Linked DNA regions of Homo sapiens: region 1 is linked to region 2. Evidence: read pairs that join two places in POLR2A ChIA-PET (ENCODE). Cell type or tissue: CD4-positive, alpha-beta T cell. All regions are shown on one strand. Each heading gives the region's core, and the rest is flanking DNA. Links, peaks and the distances in the headings are about the cores only.

Region 1 (2,848 bases), core at 1-2,500, 62 kb before region 2:
GGCTTGGGCTGCCCCGCGCGGGGCGGGCCCGTGGCGGCGTAACCGGGCTCCAGAGGCTGGTGAAGCCGAGGGGCTTCCTCCCAGCCCATCGCCCGAGGCGTCCGCCCTGCAAATCTGCCAGCCCCCGAGAGGGGTTTGGAACCTTAGCACCCAAGTCTAAGTCAACTTCATGTGCGTAATAAGTCCCTCGGCCCCGCAGCCCCCCTCCTCCGGCCGGCTCCCGGCGGGAGTATTTTTAGCTCTCTTGCTTCTTTTCGCCGCTGCTGTTTGGCTCTAAATGACGTGATGCCAACGGCCCCCAGATTTCCCCGAGAGCTTGGGGCGCCGCGCCGTGCCCAGTTTGGCTGCAGAGACCCCGCTCCAGGCCCTCGCCCCGTCCCCAACAGCTCGAACAGGCTGGGGTGACCTCCGGCAAACTCCGTGCGACCATCCGCCAGGCCCTCTGTTATCCCCCTTGCAAAGAGAAGCGGTCCACGGGGGCCACTTTATCCCACCCCCTCTCCTCCCCTCCTCCTGCCCGGTCTAGGTCTCTGGGTACGGAAAACGGCGGGCCCTACATCTGCCTCGTTTTATGGGGGGCGCTTCTTCGCGCTGGCGGCGCTCGTCGTTGTTTTCTGCTCGCTGCACACAATGCCCGCGCGTCACGGCAATCCGCGTGTGCACAGCAATAACGCGAGTCGGGGGGCGGGTCGTGCGTGCGCCCGGCTCGGGCACTGCGGGTCGCTCGGCGCGCGCGGGGCTTGTTTTGCTCCAGAGCTCTGCTTTCCGAAACGCTTACATCATTCAGTCGTTGGGGGAGGGAGAGGGATCTGGGCGTTCCGATAGGATTCCAGCATCTACCGGGTCCCTGGTTTCTGGAAGGAAGCAGGGACCCTAGCTTTTTAGTAGTTATTATTGGGGGTGGGGTTGGGTAGTTTGTTGTGTACGTCTTTTTTTTTTTTTTTTTCGGTCACTACTGCAAAAGGGCATCGTTGGCCGACTCAGGTGCACAACCTCCCCGCCTTCATTTCAGCGAGTTCCCCTATAATCACTTGATCTCGGTTTCTCCGCCTTCTCCTCCTCCCCCTCCCAGCTAGAGACACATGGTTTCCACATGGAGACAAACTTCTTTCCTCCGACTGGACTTGACCTAGCTGCGTCGTTCAGCCAATCGGCAGCTCCAGCCTCTTCTGACGTCACGCGTTGCTGGGGCCGGAGGCTGGGTGGGGGGTGGAGCCAGGCTGCAAGCCAGGAAATCTCTGGGAGCTGTAGTGCGGCCAGCTGGTCCAGTCTCTTCTTAAAGGGACGCTCTTCTGTCCGGAGATGAGTGTCGGGCCCCGATTCTCCATTTCGGGTTCGGTGAGACCTTTCTGAGATGCATGGTGGACCCTGGTCACGAGTTAACACGTTCCGTTTTTACTGCTGTTTGCGAAGTACTTACTTGGCAGGAGCTTGCCTTATTTTCCATCGTAGCCAGAACTGCTTTTCGTTCCCTTGTTGAGGTTTCCGTACTGGTAGTGTTCACCAAGTTGTGGCCACATGGCTGAATTACTTCCAGTGGAGAGGTTGAGTTTTCTTGGAGGAGGGGTTCAAATTAAGTCACATTGTTGACTGTCTGCTGTGTGCAAGGCAGGGGGGATTCCCTAGGAAAGGCAGGTACATTCTCCCAAAACTCCAACTGATGTGAATCTCTACGGATCACAAATTGAAGGCCTCCAGAAATATTAATCATGAAGGCTGTGATCCTATTACCACAAATTCAGAAATTATATGTAAATAATCTCTGACATCATCACCTATATGCATTTTGAGTCCAGTGGAAGGGTGGGAATTAAGGACTGACTAATAAGTAGAAAAAGATCTTGGAAAAGGTTAAAACTAAAAGAGAAGAACAGATCCATAAAGGGATGTTATGTGCATAAGAGCCGACTGGCAGGTAAGTGAAACAAGCTGTGAGAGCAGGTAAGGTCTGGAGGAGAGAAATGGGCTTCCTAGTGTCTGGAGGAGGTTGCTTTGGAGGCAACACTTAAGATAGGGAAGGACGATCAGATGAGAGTAGAAAGCCATAAGGCTCCTTGGAGTGGATCACCTGGGTTTGAGGGTGGGGTGCTTTCCTAGGGGCACGGACAGCCCAAGAAACAGCCTGTTCCTCCTGGTAGAGGAAGCTGCTGTTGTGTGGTGTCATTTGGCCCCACCCTGCCTTCTGACTTAATCTCCTCTTCCTTGCCCTGAAACCTCTGTGTCTGTACAGCAGATCCACCAGCAAGCAGGCTTCACAGTCGAACCTCTGTGCTCGACTTAGACTCTTCCACTGTCTAGAATGCTTTCATTCTCTTACTCCCCTAGGGATATCTGTATCCTACCTTCTCTTCAAGACTTAGATCAGTTTCCACCTCCTCCAGGAAGCTTCCCCTAGCTATTTCAGCCCATTTGGCTCTATTTGTTAAGTCATTGTACTTGAGAGAATGAAACCTTTGCAGTCACATGGAGCAGGGCCCAGCTTGCTACTCTACTGCTTACTGGCTTTGTGACTTTGGACACAACTTACTTAGCCTGAGGTTCCATTTCCTTTTTGCAAAATGGGGATAACAATAGTATGACCCTCATATCATTGTCAAACAACTCAATGAGGCACTGCACTTAAATATTTAACGTACCTGAGATATAATAGGTGCTCAATAAATAGCAACTTCTCTGAGCTTTGATAATCAGTACCATGCACTTCTCTACTTGCTTCCTGTGTGTTAGCTTTACCTTTACAAGGAGTTTATTAGTAACTTAAGAGAAAAGATCACTTACAGTATTCAATGCATGTTACCCATTGCATATAGCACACCACTGGGCATACAGTAGTAGATCCTTAATATAA
Region 2 (2,908 bases), core at 302-2,801:
CAGACTTAGGATTTTTGGATTTGGGATGCTCAGCTGAGTATAATGCAAATATTCCAAAATCTGAAAAAATGAGAAATCCAAAACATTTCTGGTCCTAAGCATTTCACATAAGGAATACTCAACCTGTCTGAAATAATATGAAATTTGAAGTCTTCTTTTAAAAACACATTTTGCATTATCTGTGTTTGTTTTTATATAAAATATTTTTCTTCCAAATTTTTGAAAAAATTATGACTTCTGGAAAGGATAGTATAACCCTGTGGCTTCAAATATCCTCTGGCTCAGTGTTGAATACCTCTAGAGGTATATATAGCCTATGCTAAGAACTATTTATATTTTATTGAAAGAAAGTGGTTTTAAAAAGTCTCCCAAGAATAAGTAACATGCATCTCAACCATTTTAATTCTTATTTGTATACAGATAAGCCCTTTCATGCTGAGGCTGACAATGTGACAGAATAATTTATATTATTATATTATATATTATATGTAATTTGTAGAATTTGCAGCTTTATTATACCACTTGTTAATATTTCTATTTGATTATTTTATAAGATACCAATTAAGAAGGCTATTTAAGTGAAAGCTGCTTTTTTGAAAAGTGAGAAGAGAGTCCCAGCTATTTTCCTAAGTTTTTATTTCTGTCATCATTGAGTCCCATGACTACCACAATCAGATCTGACACTAGGGACCTGCCACTTGCCACGTTACTACCTGGGAGTTAACAGTCTGTTTATTTTCTGTGAAGTAGATAATATATGAGTTGTAGGTGAAACATACGATTATCAAATGCCATTTTGTAGAAATAGCTTGTTTAGCTTTTTTTTTTTTTTTTTTTTTTGTGAGATGGAGTCTCGCTCTGTCACCCTGGCTCGAGTGCAGTGATGCGATCTCGGCTCACTGCAACCTCCGCCTCCCAGTTTCAAGCAACTCTCCTGCTTCGGCCTCCCAAGTAGCTGGGACTACAGGCATGTGCCACCACGCCTGGCTAATTTTTTGTGTTTTTAGTAGAGATGGGGTTTCACCGTGTTAGCCACAATGGTCTCGATCTCCTGACCTCATGATCCGCCCGCCTCGGCCTCCCAAAGTGCTGAGATTACAGGCATGAGCCACCGTGCCTGGCCTTTGTTTAGCTTTCTTATTTCATGAACCGAATAAGCTGAACAGCAGAATATGATCATACATGTTTTAGTAAATAAAACTCATGAACCACAATATGCTTTTGATATATCAGGATCCATTTTTAATGTCATTTTTCATTAGGAAAACAGGCAGGCAGGGTTTTTTGGGGGGATAAATTTGGGTTTTCAGAAGATTCTCAACACATTAAGTTTTAGAGACACTTTGGTATATATGTGTAGGAAAAGTAGCTAGCTGCTGTCACGTGCAGGAGTGTGTGTTGGGAGTTGAGAAACCTGGCCACAAGCCACTGCAGCTTTGAAGAATGTGGCTCATGAGAGGACTCATAGTTCATTACGTAACATTCAGCAGAGCGGAAAATATAAGCACTGTCTCCATCACTTGACTTGCTTTCCATTTTGATTTAGTTATCTGGTAAAGTCTAGGTATCCTATAGTGGAAGAATGAAAGACAAGCAGGTTCCAATGAAGGACCATGCTTCCAAAGGCATCAGCCAGTGGATCGTTTGTGGGGCCAGGCGGGGGTTAGATCTATTATTGTTGGACAGGGGTATTAGAGTTTTGAAAGACTACTTGAAAAACATAATCAAATGATACTTGGAGTTTGTTCCGAAAGGGTATTCTTTCCTCTCTCTTCCCACAACAGTGTGCGCTTCCTATTATAGTTGATATACCTGTGCTTTAAAATAGCACAGCTACTAGTAGAGGCCATTTTATACCAAAATCATTTCCCTTCATGTTCTGTGGTACATCAGTTTGGCAGTAGAGGTTACAGAGTTTGAAATCAAAAGGAGCATTGGTTCCTTCAGGGAAAAATGATACCAATCTACCAAAATAAAAGCCAAACAGACTCTCATTGTTCTTTATCCCACAAGGGGCTTGCCCTTTTTGAAGGTGTGGTTAATTTTGATAGGACTCTTCTCTCTAACAGGGTTAGTGGCTGGGAATTACCTTTTCCCCTGGGCAAAACCCACTTTAAAATCTCATTTTAAAACAGAACTCAAAGTGTCTTTGAAAATAAAAGTACTTTGGGAACTCTTCATTGTGTAACCCCATCCCTCTCAGCAAGGGGACTCCAGTTTTCTCACAGGGCACTTCCTGCTGCAGTACCTAATTCTAACTTTGTTTTACTATAACTCATGCTAAAATAGGAAAGGTTTCAGCTTTACAGTTTTTATTAGCTGTTCATGTGTTTTTAAAAAGTATGTGTTAAATAAAAATAAAGTAAATGTCCACCAAGGAGCTAAATTTTTAAAAATCAGTTTCCATTAAGTCTAGTTCTATAAATGTTTCAGTACCAGGTTTTTTCTACTTGCTGTTTGTCTAATGTTCATCATAATATTCAGAAGAGCAGCCTTAACTTTCCCCAACCTTCTTTCCCTTCTTTTACTAGAGGTGCAGGACCATGCCTTTCATGAATCGTTATTCTCTATGTCAGCTCTTCTCTCCCTTGGAGACTTGAAAAACATCATCATATGATACTTGCAGTTTTTTTCCTCAGTGAATAAGGATTTTTTTTTTTTTTTTTTTTTTGGTGGAGTCTCACACTGTCACCCAGGCTGGAGTGCACTGGCGCGATCTCTGCTCACTGCAACCTCTGCCTCCTGGGTTCAAGCGATTCTCCTGCCTCAGCCGACAGAGTAGCTGGGATTACAGGCACGGACCACCATGCCTGGCTAATTTTTGTATTTTTAGTAGACACAGGGTTTCACCATGTTGGCCAGACTGGTCTCGAACTCCTGACCTCAGAAGATCCACCCACCTCGGCCT

The links. Peaks named below come from ENCODE experiments on the same cell type or tissue, not always from the same donor. Only the 100,000 strongest peaks of a DNase experiment are listed, where the experiment ranks them.
Region 1: POLR2A ChIA-PET joins it to region 2 with 37 read pairs; 22 of 35 experiments call an interaction of 5 or more read pairs at or near these places.

Annotation. Positions count from the first base shown.
Region 1 is chr10:110,210,145-110,212,992 of GRCh38, forward strand. The region is part of intron 1 of MXI1 (MAX interactor 1, dimerization protein); the gene reads left to right. It overlaps LOC105378480 (a long non-coding RNA gene), which reads right to left. Exons shown (of 2, transcript XR_946315.4): 2 at 2,724-2,848. Among named protein-coding and RNA genes, the nearest start is that of MXI1, 4.0 kb to the left of the region's middle. RefSeq lists silencers at 1-251, 79-431 and enhancers at 7-985, 1,272-1,491. In CD4-positive, alpha-beta T cell, for the core only: no CTCF peak of the experiment used is centred there; DNase peaks (open chromatin) are centred at 707, 1,127 and 2,167; H3K4me3 peaks cover 2,500 bases; H3K27ac peaks cover 2,489 bases.
Region 2 is chr10:110,272,224-110,275,131 of GRCh38, forward strand. All of the region lies in intron 3 of MXI1 (MAX interactor 1, dimerization protein), which reads left to right. Among named protein-coding and RNA genes, the nearest start is that of SMNDC1, 31 kb to the right of the region's middle. In CD4-positive, alpha-beta T cell, for the core only: no CTCF peak of the experiment used is centred there; a DNase peak (open chromatin) is centred at 1,428.